2 separate regions of the Homo sapiens genome follow, and region 1 is linked to region 2. Evidence: chromatin loops called from intact Hi-C (ENCODE). Cell type or tissue: Calu3. All regions are shown on one strand.

Evidence for each region. Peaks named below come from ENCODE experiments on the same cell type or tissue, not always from the same donor. Only the 100,000 strongest peaks of a DNase experiment are listed, where the experiment ranks them.
Region 1: a loop joins it to region 2, with 2.4 times the contacts of the local background. A loop is called at or near these places in 3 of 110 quality-filtered maps.

What each region holds. Positions count from the first base shown.
Region 1 is chr2:160,645,055-160,653,054 of GRCh38, reverse strand. It overlaps LOC105373718 (a long non-coding RNA gene), which reads left to right and starts at 4,533. Exons shown (of 3, transcript XR_923526.3): 1 at 4,533-4,685; 2 at 4,852-4,941. In Calu3, no CTCF peak of the experiment used is centred here; DNase peaks (open chromatin) are centred at 4,574 and 5,734.
Region 2 is chr2:160,749,053-160,757,052 of GRCh38, reverse strand. No RefSeq gene overlaps it. Among named protein-coding and RNA genes, the nearest start is that of RBMS1, 260 kb to the right of the region's middle. In Calu3, no CTCF peak of the experiment used is centred here; a DNase peak (open chromatin) is centred at 4,392.

The DNA.
Region 1 (8,000 bases), 100 kb after region 2:
TCCAGCCAGGAAAACAGTCCAATAAAGAGTATTCCAGGATTTAATATGGGAAATTAGAACAGTGTCAGAAATGCTTAAAGAGCAAACATGACAATAAGGCAAACTGGGAATTTGCAATTGCCTATTGGGCTGGAGAATAAAGGAAAGAAATGGTATTATTGAAGCCCAGAGGCCAAGGCCACTTCGCAGATGCTAGAATCATGGGGGAGATGCAGCCATATCTGGAGATGCCACCCAAAGGAGAGAAAAGGTGAGAAATCTCCTGGGCGTTTCCACTTCCTTCTTTCTCCTCTCCCCCAAAAGAGTAATGACCAAAGTTAACTTGAAGCCAACTGGCAAAGGAGGCTAGGAGATGTGATTTGCAGAGATCAGCCTCCGCAGTAGAGAGAAAGTGGAGGAAGGTGGGGCATGGGTCTGAGATGAGACAGACAAAATCCCAGTTTGCTGATAGAGGGATTGCCAGTGGTGACAGATGATGGGAGGGGACTATTTTAGAGAGGATGGTTAGGAAAGATCTGTGAGGAGCTGACATTTCAGCAGACACCTGAATGAAGTAAGAGAGTAAGTCATCTAAAGATGTGAGGAAACCACACTGGGCAGAGGGAGGAGCCAATGCAGACTCTGAGAAAGGAACTAGCTTGGCACGTTCAAGGAGCAGACAGGAGGCGGATGTGGGTGGCGCAGAATGAGCAAAGGATAAAACAGCAGGAAAGGAGATCAGAGAGATGGAAGAGGCCAGAGCATGCAGGGCCTTCTAGGCCACCACGGCCAGGAACTTGGAGTTAGTGACAAATGTGATGAGAAACCACGAGAATATTTTGCATAATATAGTGATGTGAACTGATCAACATTTTTAAAAGATTATGTTCCTATTGAAAATACAAGTACCTCAGTTGCTGAGCACACACTTGTTCCTGTGAATCTGTGTCGTTCTGCCTCCCATCCTGCCCCTCTGGTGCTATCACAGCAGCCCTGCAGAGCCAGGGTTCAAGGCCTCTTCTCAGAGCCCAAGGAAAATGCTCCTGAGTGTGCCCTTATCTTTGGAAATGACTGGTTGTAGTGAGAGAAAGATAACCTCTGACAGTCTCTGTGTAGCAAGACCACATCTCTGAGAGATGATTCCTGACACTAGTCAGGAAGGCGGAACTAAGTTCACTACATCAGCCAGGGGTCCAGACTGCCCTATCAAGAAAAAGAAAAAAGTCTTTTAAAAAGATTCTGTGTAGGTTGTAAGAAACTTGTAATTCAATGTCCAAAGCCCTCCTACCTTAGCCACTTCCCTGGAAACTCTTACAATTATGGCCCTAAACTCCTCATACAGGATATTTGTCTGGTTCTGCTGAAATATCCAGCCCCAAAGAGCACATCCTCTATTAGTCACATACTAAACTGTTAAGCAGAACATCCCACGACTCCCATCTGGGACTTGCAAGCTTGATACAGCACAATTACAGTGTGGGCATAGTGTTACTTTTTCCAGAGCAGCTCTATCACCACCATTGTCTGTCAAGCAGTCAGATGGAAGCAGGCTTGAGGGGGATGATGACTGAATTTTCCGGGTTCTATCAATAGCAAAGCTGTCTACTAGTTGGGATCAGAACTATGAAAAGGTCAGAAACATTTTAATGAGGAATACAGGTTCTTGGGGGTGAGGAATGCCAGATAGTTCTCTTCCCACCGGAATTCCAGCTACTAGGATTCATTCACCCTGTTCTTTATAGAAAATTAACTGGAATAAAAATATAAAGAAGTTTCATGTGTCAGAAAATATTATTCTCATTATTTTCTTCAACATTTAACAATATAAAAACCACACTTAGAGCCATATAAAAATGAGCAGTGGGTCATTTTTGACCCACTGGTTTGGCCTATGGGCCTCAGTTTACCAACTCCAGCCCCAGGATGGAGTCTAGCAGTTGACAAAACCCTTCCTCCATATAGAAAGCTTCTCATAGCTTGTTTAAATGTGAATGGAAAGCCAGAGATCACTAGACAGGTGAGGAAAGTCTCTAACAGAGGAGTAGGAAACCAAAATTTAAAAACAGCAAAAAAAAAAAAAAAAAAAAAAAAAAAAAAGGAACTTGCAGGGAACAAAACCAATGCAGAGAATAGGAAGAAATCCGCCCCTAGTCACATGGGTCCTCAAAGGGACTCATGAAATGAAAAAGGAGAAGTGTCACAGACAAAAGATCCAGAATCAGAATGCCATTGGATTATTCAACTCCAGCAGTGGAAGCTAGAAAACAATGGGGCAATTACTTCAAAATGTGGAGCAAAAATGATTTCCAACCTGGAATAGGTAGCAGGCCTTGAGAATAATCAGACTGCGTTGGAACATGAACATGGAGAGTTAGGAATGAATTAGTGAGTGTGTATAGATAACCAAGCTAACAAAAGAACAAACAATTATTAACAGGGAAAACAAGAAGGTCAACAAGAAAGGAAATATAATAATACTATACCACATGACTCAGCTGTGACTAAAAATCACATTCAGAACAATACAAACACTGAAGTGTGATCTACCTTGAAATTATATAGTTCTGTAGAAAGTTAGGGTGGAACTGAAGAGGGCAGATATTTAAGAAAGCTCAATTCTCATCTTCCATGGTATACAGGAAGTCCAAAGATAATATCTAAAACAGGAAAATCAAGTAAAAGCAGTTTAAATATGGGATTTTGAAATATAGAGGAAATACCTAAAGAATAACTCTCAAGAGTTGAAAGTGGTTATTCCTAGAGACTGAGAATGGAGGTTGGAGAAGAGGTAACTCTGTTATTTATGTGAAATATGCAATTTGGCGTATAAAGTTGAGAGTCAAATGAAACATTCAGCTCTAATGCAAAAAAATAATTTCCCAGAACTATAGTTTAATGGTGACCAGATTCTCTGATTTTCATAGGATATTTTTCCCCATCTTTGAATCTAATTTTGTAAAACCATTCCTGTAAGATTAAATTTCTTGAATAGCAATGTTACAGGACCCTTGCAGTGTTGCTTCACCAGCCAGAAACCTCTGTGGCCAGCGGCGCCTCTGCCCGAGTTTTGCTGTGGCCCACTGAGCTCATTTTGCCCACTTGGCCTGTCAGGCTGCGCTTGGCTCCCTCTACCAGCTTGGATCCCATGCCTGCCAAGGGCGAGCCAGGTGTGGAGAAGTGAGGGGTGTGTGAGAGAGCGTGGGATCCGGCCACTGTGCACAGCCAGGCATACCAGCTGCAGCAGGACAGGCACCTCTAGGCACCAGCATGGGCGCTAGCTCCCTGCGAGGCTGTGGCTTGACGAGACGTACCATAAGCAGCTTCCACGGCTGACACTGGGGAACATAGTGTGGCACCCAGAACCTTGGAGATGCCCAGAACCACAGAGTCCTAAAGCGGGTATCACAGCCCTGGCTCAGGGATCTCCTAGGTCTGGGGTCCCCAAAGGGCTGCAGCTCTTTTCTCCTTCTCTCCTTCTTGTTGCCCGCAACATGGTGGGCAAAGGTCGTGTTTCAGCCCTGTTTGTGCTACTGCTCCTTCAGCCCTGCCATTCAGTGGGTCCTGAGTTCTTATCCTGCCTCCAGGAAGAATTAGGTACACAGACAAGTGGAGGGTAAGGAAGATGAAGAGGAGCTTTTTTGAGCAATAGGAGAGCTCAGAGGAGACCCGCAATGGGCAGCTCCTCTCCGTAGCCAGTGTCCCGACGAGTGTTCAGCTCTCAGCACAGGGTAGCTCTTCTCTACAGCTGGTCGTCCTATCATTTCTTTAGCTCTCAGCAGAGAGGGTCGTCCCATTGTCTCCCCAGCTCTCAGCAGAGAGGAGACTCTGGCGTGGGCAGCTTCTCTCTGCAGCTAAGTCTTCCCATTGTCTCCTCTAGTCTGGCTGAGTCCGGGCTTTCACGGGCCTCAGAGGGGAGGAAGTGTACGCTGATTGGTCCATGGCCATGGGAAGGCCTGGAAAAAGGCACCACAAGTTCCCACTCTTGTCCGCAGGACTAGAAGCCTGGCCCCCAGGCTTCAGGACCTCCCTGGCTTCACGGGGGACCTGTCCCCCTCCCCACAGTAGTCTGTCTGCTTCTTGCCACTGTTCATGGCGCCCAGGCTGTTTGTGCCAAGGGGCGCCTGCAGACCAGTGCCAAGCTGCCCTCAGTGCCCCCTCAGTCTCCCTCCCAAGCTTGTTGGCATCCAAAGTCCAGAGGGGGCCTAGGTGGCAGGGGGCTGGCTTGTTAGCATTGCCCTGAGCGTGAGCACACCTAGCCAGGTTGTGACAGCACCTGGGCTTGTCTTCAACTTTTCTCTGTGATCAGAGCAGGCGCTAACAGAGGGGAGAAGCCAGGCAGTGGGAGCAGACACCTCCGAGCCTGTAGGGGGAAGGGAAAGCTTTCCCGGGCCCGGGAGAGTACAGTTGTGCCTGGGTCCCCAGCAGCAACTTGGACAGCTGCAGCCACGCCTGGGAGGGTAGGGATCCTGCCTGCTCCTGCCAGCTCTGTGGAATGTGGCACTGCCCCAGACCCAGCTCCACCTTGGGGCCTCTCTCTGCCCGCCCCTCTGTGCCTGACCGCGCTGCTCCCCCACCGGTGGGAGACTGGCTCAGCTCCCAGGGCAGTGGGTGAGGTGCAGGTGGCGCAGCACTCGGGCCAACCCGGCACAAATGAACCTGACGCTCCTAGGGCCGGCCCTGCGTGTACCAGCTGCGCTGTCGGCCAGGTATTCACCTCCCCCAGCATGCAGTGGGAAGTGAGGTTGAGGCCGCGGTGGAGGCCGGGCGCGAGAGCAGGTGCTGCCCGGCCGTGCGAGGGTGGGGGTGGTGCAGTCGGCTGCCTCGGGGACGCGGGGTACAGGGGACCCACCGCCACCACTGCTGCTCTCACAGCTGCTCCTGCTGCCGCCTCTTGCGCCTCCCCACTGCAGCCCACATGATAGCAGCGGCCCCTCCGGATGGCCTGCCGCTGCCATCAGCAAGGTGAGTCATTTTGTCAGTACTCAAAGAAGCCTATTTAAATGGTGTACCCCAGGATGTTCAGTGCACAACCTAGACAATGCTGTCAACCTGCCTCATACTTCTTACCTGCTCCATGTTTACAAACTATAAGATAAAATCCAGAACGAGTGGCACTGATTTGCTGAAATTAGATCATCTCTTTATGGAACAAGTTGTGACTGTTTTCATTTCATTTAGCCAATTATTTTAGAATAAGCTTACTACCAAAAACCTAATAAACCGTATGGAGACATTTATGGGTATGCCAAACCAAGCTAGAATGGAGCAAAGCAGTATCTGTGGCAAAGAGCAAGCTTCTCAGAAGTGCTTTCTAGAGGCATTTTCCAGTAGAGGCACTTTCTCTCCAACCGTCTGTGTTTGCACCTGAATCACATCAGTGTAGCCAGATGCCAAGTCTCTGAGAACCACTGAAGAACACTGGACACAGATTGATGTCAAAATGGGGAAGCAAACCAAAGCAAAAATGCTACTTAACCAGAAAACTTGGGTAGAAAACAGCTGTATGAAAAATGACATAGCCATTCAAAGCACTCTGCCAACGTCTTCCCAAAGTTAGCATACACCCCCAAACACAGTTGCAACACTGCAAGCAGAGACTGAGAGAAAAGAGGGTGGCACTGGGGCCAAAGCTGATTTTTTTTTCTCAAACTTTACTTTGCTCCCTGCCTCCCTGACTCTAGCCCCAGGGCCAGGACAAGGGCCAGGTAGCTACTCCAGCCCCCACATGGAGGAGCGCAGAGCCGACTTTCAGGTTGCATGAACAAACCACCTATGTTGGCATCTTAACAGGTACCAGCCTGCCAGGTTTTATTACCTCTTACACAAACAGGTCTAAAGACCGCAACTTCTGGGGAAGTGATAAGCTTCAGCTGGTTAGCTTGGTTAACATTCCTCTCCTTTCTTTCCTGAAATCCTTTTCCACCAGCTCTTGGGCTTTCTGGGCTGGGCTCTGCATTAAGTCCCTTAACAAAGACTCTCTTTTGTTATACAATTAACTAGACAGTGTCTTTTTGTTAGGTGCTTCTTAATATGTATATTATTGTCTTAACTGAAATATCCAGTGAATTTTAGCACCTGGAAAGACTGTTCTATGTCTCCTGAATCTACCAGATCAACTGTCTGTTCTAAATGTACCAGACACATGCGGTTAAGCAATTCACCCAGTCTTGTCTGAGTTTTGTTATTGTATTGTGCATTATTGTGCCTGATTGGCATGGTATCTTGGCCAAGAATGCAAAAAGGCAGTGATAGGTATAGCTCACTACAGCACACACACACTCATAGGCACACCCACAATACTTGCTGAAGCAGATGAAATTCTTGCACCGAAGCAGGTATTTTAAAAATAGCCCTCCATGGAAAATGAGTCCTTCCTATTAGCAAACAGCGTAATTTAGAATGCTTTGGTGATTAATTTCAGAAATGCTAATTGTGTTAAATTAAGAGGACTAGATACTGCCAATTGACGACTAAATAGACACTCAAAGACCTGAGGTAATATGGAAGGGTACATCTAAGTTTATTCTGCTAAAAAATATCTGGGAATGTCCTCATAATTGACTAACTTTTGGTGCTTCTTAGAAACAGTGTCAGTTTTTCCTTTTATCAAATGGCAAGAAATCTTCCTACCAGACTGATGGGACAGTAGTAAAGGTTTATATACAAGAGGCTAATACATTTCTTTTAAATACAATTATGTATTTTAAAAACAAAGGTACAGAAGTATAACCTATTGAACTAATTCTGCTAAGGCAGCTGTTATGCAGATGATAGTAGACAGTATCCAAACAGCACTAAATATTCATATTCGCCTGAACCATACATATATAGCAATCATGGCTCAGATTATTAAATAAATTTCATCTTTTAGATTGGTGCTTCTCCAGATTGGCCAAAGTCACCCAGGAACTTTTAAAAACTACAGATTGCCTGGCGTTCCTCCAGATGGCAATGTCCAGGAGTGAGTCTGGGTTTTTATTTTTTATAAGAGCCTTAATGATTCTGAGCTAGGTTTGGATCACTGACTTAGAAGGTCAAGATAATTGGCTCTTCATTTGTTGGGTCTGGTTACATTGCTTGTCTTAGAAATCAACAGATGCATCATCTGGTCATCAGTAATATATATGGTTGAGTCAGTCAATATTCATGCAAAAATTTTTCCTAAAATAGAATCTTGGAGAGATCCATCAATGTTTCCTCATCCCTGAAACTGCATTAAAGACCACTCTCTTGATCATCCCCAATCTGATAAATTTAATTTATTGTCAGGACGTAAGAAAGCTGGGTCAATAGTTTAAAAAGCCATTGGAAAATTTAATGTAGTCCTGTTAATAATTTTGTGTCTCAGGCCAGGTGTGGGGGCTCACACCTGCAATCCCAGCACTTCAGGAGGCTGAGGTGGGCGATTGCTTGAGCTCAGGAGTTCAACACCAGCCTGGGCAACATGGTGATACCCTGTCTCTAAAAAATAATAAAAACAATAATTTTGTGGCTGGATATTAGTTTGATAATTGCTCCAAGGCTTTTCCTCCTTGTGTTTCCACTTCCTCCTTCTCCAGTCTGTCTGTATCAGGCTTTCCTCCCTTGATTGTAGCTTCATTATCTCAGGGATAGAAAACAGAGAAAGGCTTCCTCCTGCTGTTTTTCAAAAGCCTAATCCCTCAGGAGAATGTATAAGACTAGAAAGCCAAAGTTAAGAAGGGACATAAATTTTAAAAGGAAAAAAAAAAGGGTAATCTACAAAAGCAGACAGAAGAAAGGGGCTACCCCCATTCCCCAAATATTAAAAATCATCCCTGGGCTAGGAAAGGAAGTAAGGAAGGCATAAGCCAGTACTCCAGGATGTGTAAGAGCCTGAAGCTGGCCACTTGATATTCCAGGCAAAAAGATCAGAGGTTCTGGATGTTCTTGCTTCTAAAAACTACCTGAGTCCCAAGCATGTGAACAGGGACAATGGCCTATTTAGCATTATCTATGTGGCCAGAAGTTGACAGCTCAGACACACTGCCACCCCCACCCCT
Region 2 (8,000 bases):
TTAGGAGATATACCTAATGCTAAATGACGAGTTAATGGGTGCAGGACACCAACATGGCACATGTATACATATGTAACTAACCTGCACATTGTGCACATGTACCCTAAAACTTAAAGTATAATAATAATATAAAATAAAATAAATAAATAAAATGATAAAAGATCCACTGCTTCTTCTGCAACTCTGTGTAGAACAATCTGAAATCTGAATTTCCATGGGAAGTATTTCAATGATCAAGAAAACACAAAAGGATAAGCTCAGGAGGAAAAGGAAAGCTAATGAGCTGAGTTGAAAATAAATGTTCCTAAGTGAGGATTAGGCCAATCTCTTTGCCAGAAAAGCTGGCTGTTGGCTTGAATTTTCCAGATTGGTGGCCAGCTTTATCATGCCATAATCAGACAAAAATGAGCACATAAAGGTATTAACAAAATGACTCAAGCTGTCATGTGATCTTTAAATTTCCATTGTGAAAATGCTAACACTTGTGATATTTATTAGATGCTATAAACTCTTGATAGGGAGTGGAGGAAGGGGCTGGACTATACTCTTTCTGTTACATCCTCCAGGAAGACACTAGCATCAACATTTATTTAGGCTTAGCATTTCAGCACATGGTGCCTCACTAATCACAGTCCCTCATGTAAAGAAAATTGAATTCAGTAGCATTTCCTAAAACTCCTATTTTTGTAGGATGACTATGAAGAAGAGATATTAAGGACATTTGCTGGCTACCACCTTGCAATTTTTACATATGCTTACAACTTCAGAGGATTATGGTATAGTGGCTCAGACACTGGGAAAAAGCACCTTAATATGAACTGAAGCAGAAATTCAGCTGCAATACTGATCCTTATTTGGGATGGAATTAGCAAAATTATAGATATAATATGCAAAATCTGTTTTCAAGCCATATTAACTACTTAGATTTCTGGCAGTGTGGTTGTATGCTATTCGTGAATGTGTAAATGCCATGCATTTTCCTACAATGCAAAAAATAAATTTCCAAATATACTTGCAAAAATATCCTTGATCATGGAGTGTGCTGGCTTTCTTTTGGCATAATGATAAATGACACTTCCAATTATGTATCAAGAGAAATTTGTAAAATCTATTAGATTTTTAAAGAGAGTTGTATTTATAACACCTTTAATACTATATATTATACACTCATGGGAAATAGAGTCTTAAGTGCAAGAATCTTCTGTACGGTTCCTCTATTATCAAATAGTTAGCAAGCAAAGCTTTTTGTTCAGACAAAGCCCAAATTCTGTAAGAGTGCATATAACTTGTAGTCAAGAACGAAAGCATACTTTAGGATGTTAAAGAACACCCCCAAAATGGCTTTATAATTAAAAAATATATACTATAACTATACAAATCCTTGGAATGATGCCATGCTAACTTAAAGAGTTGTTTCAGCAATATGACAAAGATAACTCAGAGCTTTGTCATTTATTTATGAAGATATATAAATGCTAGATATATTCAATAAAACAATGTTTAATGGCATACCTGAATTCAAAAACAAGAAAATGACAGATAAATAGGAGGTACTTTAAATTCAGGACCTAGGACTTCAGCAACAAGAGGCAAATTGCCCAACATTTAAGTCTTCAGGTATACCTAAAGGTGTTTTTAATGCCCATGTAGGTACAGAAGACATGGCTTTGGGCTCAGGAAAGGTGGGGGAGCTAAAGCATCATGCCCACCATAAAGCTGGGATAAGAGAAGAGCTGCTGCCTCAGTGAAAAGGGGATAAGAACAATTCTACCCACTGATACAGAAAGCAAAAAGGAAACTTGTCTTTGTTGGGATTCTGAGGAGAGGAAAAAAAAGTCACCTGTGAAAACTAAAAACTCCAAGCCTGACCAAATTTATGTCATCTATGGGCATGGACATTCCTAGTTTGAAAAATTAACAATAAGACTTATCTAAGTTTGGTGAAATCCTTGGAGCATCCAGCAAAAACAAAAATGAAAACATTCCCAACCAGAACTTCTATGTATGCAAGAACTCCAATAGGAAAAAAATGAAGCTAAGACAAGAACACTTTTCTGTTTAAATAAACTCTCACACACAAATAAATTCTAAGCCATGGTGGAAAGTGAGCACACACAACAAATATAAGAATTATGTACTCCTCCTTACTGTCAAATATGATATAATCAAATCAAACAATGTGAAATCATCTATAAAACCAAATGATTAGAGTAAAAAAGGGAAAAATAAATATCAAAACATATGACACTATAAAAATATATGATCAATTTGAAAAAGAAAAATGACCTTTAGATAGGAAGAAAAAGTCCTTGAATAAAAGTTAGTTGAGGCCGGGCATGGTGGCTCATGCCTGTAATCCCAGCACTTTGGGAGGCCGAGGTGGGCGGATCACCAGGTCAGGAGATTGAGACCATCCTGCTCAATCAACGTGGTGAAACTCTGTCTCTACTAAGAATACAAAAATTAGCCAGGCATGGTGGCATGTGCCTGTAGTCCCAGCTACTTGGGAGGCTGAAGCAGGAGAATTGCTTGAACCCAGGAGGTGGAGGTTGCAATGAGCCAAGATTGCGCCACTGCACTCCAGCCTGGCGACAGAGCAAGACTCTGTCTCAAAAAAAAAAAAAAAAAAAAAAAAAAAGCTAGTTGACATAAAGCTTAGACAATTTAAGAGGGAATTAACAAATGGAAGGCAGACAAGGAAATTACCCCAATTGCAGCACAAAGAGATAAAGAAACAGGACAAAACAAAGGCTTAAGCACAGAGTATAGAAGATCAAACATATGCTGAAGTAGGAGTTATAGAAGGAGAGAAAACACAGAAGATGGGGGAAATATAATATTCAAAGGGATATTTGTTGATAATTTTTCAGAGTTGATGAAAGATATGAATCCTCAGATAGCAGAACATCAAAGACAATAGGAAAATCCTAAAAGCAAACAGAGAGAAAAGACTACCTACAAAGGAAGGATTAATTTCTTGGCATAGAGAAAGGAGAATGGAATGGGAATAAGCATTTAGTTGTATCTGTAATATTTTATTCCTTCAAAAAATAATCTGGAGCAAATATGAAAACATGACTGTAAAATAAGTGTGGTAAGTATAATGGTGTCTGTTATATTATTTTCTTACTCTTTTACCTGTTTGACATGTTTCAGAGTTAAAAATTAAAATACGAAAAGTTGAAAAGGAGTAACATTTATCAATAAAATAGTGTTTATCACAAAAACATCTATTGTCCCATTTCCATGGACCAACTCCCCATCCCAGGAAATAGTAATAAAATAGAAGTGAGGGGGCTCATACTGGTATTCAGCTTGGAAGAGGCTTACCAGTTACCTTAATGATGGCAATATTTAGATCAAAGATTGTCAAACTATGACCCTGGGACAACCACCTGTTTTTATAAATAAAATTTTATTGATACACAGTATACTTATTTGTTTATATATTGTCTGTAGCTTCTTTGACTCTATAACAGTGGAGTTATTAATGATTATAAGCCTAAAATATTTACTACCTAGCCTTTTAAGAAAAAGTTTGCCAACCCTTGACTTAAATGATGCTGTTTCTTGTCATTTCCCTTTAATGAGTTAGCAATGTATTTTTAACTGAAGTCACACATTTACATAAGTTTCAAGATAATAATTAACTAAGTTTAAAGGTCTTAAATTCATACATAGGAAAAACTTGAGGTAAGAGTAAAAACTGAGAAATGCTAAAATATCTTTGAGTGTTTATTTAGTTGGATTTTTCTACCTTCAAGATTCTCAATAATCAAGCAAAACTGGTTTGGGTAACATGAAAGTTCAAATCAGTCATCGGATTTTGCAATGTGACCCAATTAATCTTGTGTGTATTACACTTTCCCATAATCCCCACTTTCAGCCAAAGTTACACTAATTTTATATTGGCTTAGAAAGCAGGAGAAAAAAGTATTTGTCTAGGCTTGTATTTTTTTAAATTCTCTTTCCATACATATTTTAGTTCCTAAGAGCTGGAAATACTGGCTCTTCATATATTTAAGATGCCTGAAAATTATATTTTTATGCTATTTAATACATATTGTGATGTTTGAAGAGAATGATTCATCACTTAGTCATGACCAAAAAGAGAACTGGAGTTTTCACCTCAGTGTTTGCTTAAACCTCAGGAAATCTTTTTTTCTTTCAATTGGAGAAACCCAGATTTTATTTTTTACTAAAGACTGGAGATTTTACTGATTTAATCACTTGTCAATAAAAATAATAATAGCTCCTTTGAAGACACAAATTATTACTTGCCCCAGATATGGCAAGGAAAATTACCATCACTTTACTCCTTCCAGTCTCTCTGTCACCAGATTCTACCTCCCCTCTCTGATCTTATCACATTCTTTGGACTTGCTCTTTTCAACCACAGCCTACCCTGCCCCCATCCCTCACCCATCTCCTACATATCCTTGTAGTGAATGCCTGTTTAGTGCCTTTTTTACAGCTTTCCGATGCTTAGTTCCAACCTCACCATTATCTAGTGGTCATTCACAAACGGGTATTAATTAATTAGTTAATCTTTATTAAATATCTATAACCTAAAATGACCTTGCCCCTCTCTAAATTTCTACAGTTTTCAGTTTAAAAAACAAGAGCCCTAGATTATTTTCCATTTGTTACATGAAAATAAAACATTATTTCTTCTGCAAACTCTTTCAAGGTAGGAACAATGTTGCATGTTTTTAAAAAAATAGCATTGAAAAGACTCAAACAAGAAAGAGAAAAAATAAAAGCCGCAAAGGGCATCCCAGACAATGTGACGAAGAACCCGGTACCTGCTTTAATACTTACTGGTTTGCTGTTTTATGTATCACATATATATTTGCTATTTGAAGATAAAACTACTTGTTAAATGTCGTACTTTTAAAAAATCATTTTACATTAGGGAGACATACATTGAAATCCGTTATATAAATTTGTTAGGGTGGAATAAGCCTTCTTTAAACACAAATCAAGTGCAGAAAGAAACAAAAAGCAAACAATGCAGTGCCACTCGGATTCTAAGTCCATTAACATAGTAATTTATAGTTGGATTTATCTTCTAAGGGCTTGTGGAATTGAGCCTGAAAACAGGCAAGTGTGCATAATTGTTCTTTTTCAAGCCAGAAACTATTTTTCTTTCTCTTTGAAGGTTAAAGTCAGATTTGTAACTTACAACTTAAGCCTCTTTACTATTTTTCCTATTTTCCATGGAATGATTCACCAGTGTTTCACACCGAAGGAAAAGGGTTGGAGAGAGACTCGACTTTTTGTTTTATCCATCAGATTTTCTGAGGTGTTCAAATGGGTAATTTCCAAAGAACAACACTGACAGTCCCTAAAGCCAGTAATAAATTAAATTGTAAAATTATGTTTGTTTGTAGAAAGCTTATAGATTCTTACAAAGCCCTCACCTTGTACGTCAAGCCACCTCCGTCCCATTTTGCCCTCTATTTCTTTTCCTTCACCCCTGCATAGAGCTCTTGGCTCAGTTTTGATCTGTAACTGCCTTACATTGGAATAGCCTTTCAACACACATTGGCTGTGCTGTCCAAATAATGGGCTTTCCAACTTTTTGGGTTTTTTTTTAACAAAATGTCCAGAAACTCTGTTTTGCCTTTTGGGCAGGATGTCAGGGAAGGCAGGTGGTTGAAAGGAAGCCTGGAGATGAAAGAGATAATAAAAAATGTGCTCACATTCTGGTACATACTCCTACCTTCCCAGGACAAAGACAAGTTTGGGAGTTTTCTTTAAAGAAGACTGGTAATACGCTAATGGTGCAGCAAGTCTGTCCCCAAAGAGTGGAAGTGAATGAGACCTGGGTATTTTCCATGGAATGATTCACCAGTGGTTCACACCGAAGGAAAAGGGTTGGAGAGAGACTCATGACCATAATTCATACTGAGGTCTCTTTGAAGACAAGAAACCTATTTTTTCATCTTTGACTCTCCAATAACTTATAAATATTTGTTGTATAAATATTTGTTTAATGATGATTGAATGAGTTTTTATTCTGAGCTTTGCTAAATAGCACCAATACTAAATTCTATGTGTGTTCAAGTGACTATATTAGAAGAGCTGTGCATATTTTGTGTGTTTGTGTGTGTGTGTTTGTACTGACATAGAAGTGGCATGAGTGGGGAAATAAATATGAATAGGTAGGCTTTGCAACTGAAGTAATTTCAACCAGAGAGCACAGAAAGTGATTATCATTGATTATTAATGGATGTGCCTATCAAAAGACGGAAAGGTGCATTTATTTATTCAGTCATTCAGTAAGAATTCAGTGGGAAGTTACTGTGTGCTTTAGCCCTGAAGCAGGTGTTGTGAATGATACAAATATAAGTCAGATGTCCCCACAGGTGATTTTTCTGGCTGTGCCACACCCAGCATTATAAAGGACAGGGCATCTCTGACCATCAGCAAATAGAATCCACTCCCACTGAGCTCCTTACTGGGCAATGCTGATTTTATTGAAGATTCCATCAGGGAGGCAGAGAAAAAGTTTATATTGCATCTACCATAGCCCTCAACATCTCGTATACCTTGTTTAACATAATTCTTCTCCTTAGTCCTTGTACCTCCCCTAGGCTTCTCTTTCCATCATTCTGGTACACAGCTCTGTGCCACTCATCTCCTCTCTCCATGGCTTTTCTGGAGCAAATGTGTATATATCGTACAGATGCCACCAGGGCTCTGTTCCTACATCCTCAGACCTTACCATTATGTGCATGTAGACCCAGCTCCTGATCCCAGCTCTCATCTCTTTGCCTAAGATAGATAGGTAGGTAGGTAGATAGATAGACAGACAGACAGACAGACAGACAGACAGTTATTCCCATGGAAGAGCAGCTCCATCTGTTTTTTGTAGTCCTCGGTGTAATCAACCTACTAGCCTGAAAGGCAGGATTCTTACACACTTCTCTCCATACCTATTTTAACCTAGGTTCCCCTAGAAGCAGATCCTGATTTTGAAGGATTCAGTGCGAATAGTTTATTTGGAAGGTGAACCTAGAACTCATAGAAGAGACAGGGAAGGGTGGGGAGTGAAGAAAGTATGCAATATCAAGTTGCCCCTTTAGGTGACTGGAGTGGAATCTTGCTAGGCTTTCTGGTAGTCGGTGTAGAACACACGTTAGAATTATTTTACCAATGGTTGAGCACTTGGTTGAGGCACTTACTGGTTGAGGGCTGCTCCTTGGTGGTGGGTGTCAATCTCCTGGTATTTCTGGCCTGCCATGTGCACAGGCAGAGTGGGATCTGGCAGAGCAGGCACTGGCTGTCAAAGAAAGCCCTTAGACTTTCTCTTCTTTCAGAGAAAGAAGAGAGAGGAAGCCTGTGCCAGGCTGACAGCCAGGGAAGGCTCACAGTCTCCAGAGGGCAGGGTACCTTGCGGGGACAGTATACTGTTTGGCCTAGCAGTGAGGTGGGTGTGGCCTGAGTCCTCCCTAAGATGGGATCAGTATAAATTTGCCAAGGAGCCCTTGTGACAGAGGAAGGGCTGTTCTCTATCATTATCATCCCCCCTTCAGTCTTGACCACCAGGATTGTAGAATTGACACATCTTCACTTCTTGACTTCCTGCTATCACCTGGGAGTGGATACATTGTTTTCTTTGGCATTATTAATAGAGATAATAGTAGCCAAGAACAGTTATTGAGCATTTATTATAGGCCAGACACTGTGCTAGATGCTTTTCATGCATTCGCTTATTTAATCCTTCCCTAAACTCTGAGAGGTAGATACCATCATTGGCCCTGTATCAATGGAAGATGAGGCAGTAACTTCCCCCCAGATCTTGCAGGTATGAGTGCTGGAGCTGATATTTGAACACAGGTAGCCTGGTGCCAGAGCCTGCACTCATTTACTCTTGCAGAGACTATTCAGTCTAGGCCTTTTGCCTTTCTTCACACTATTTTGAGGTGGTTGAGATTAGGCATATTTGAATGAGGATGGGTCGGAAGGTGTGGTGCACAATGCTCCCATGATCC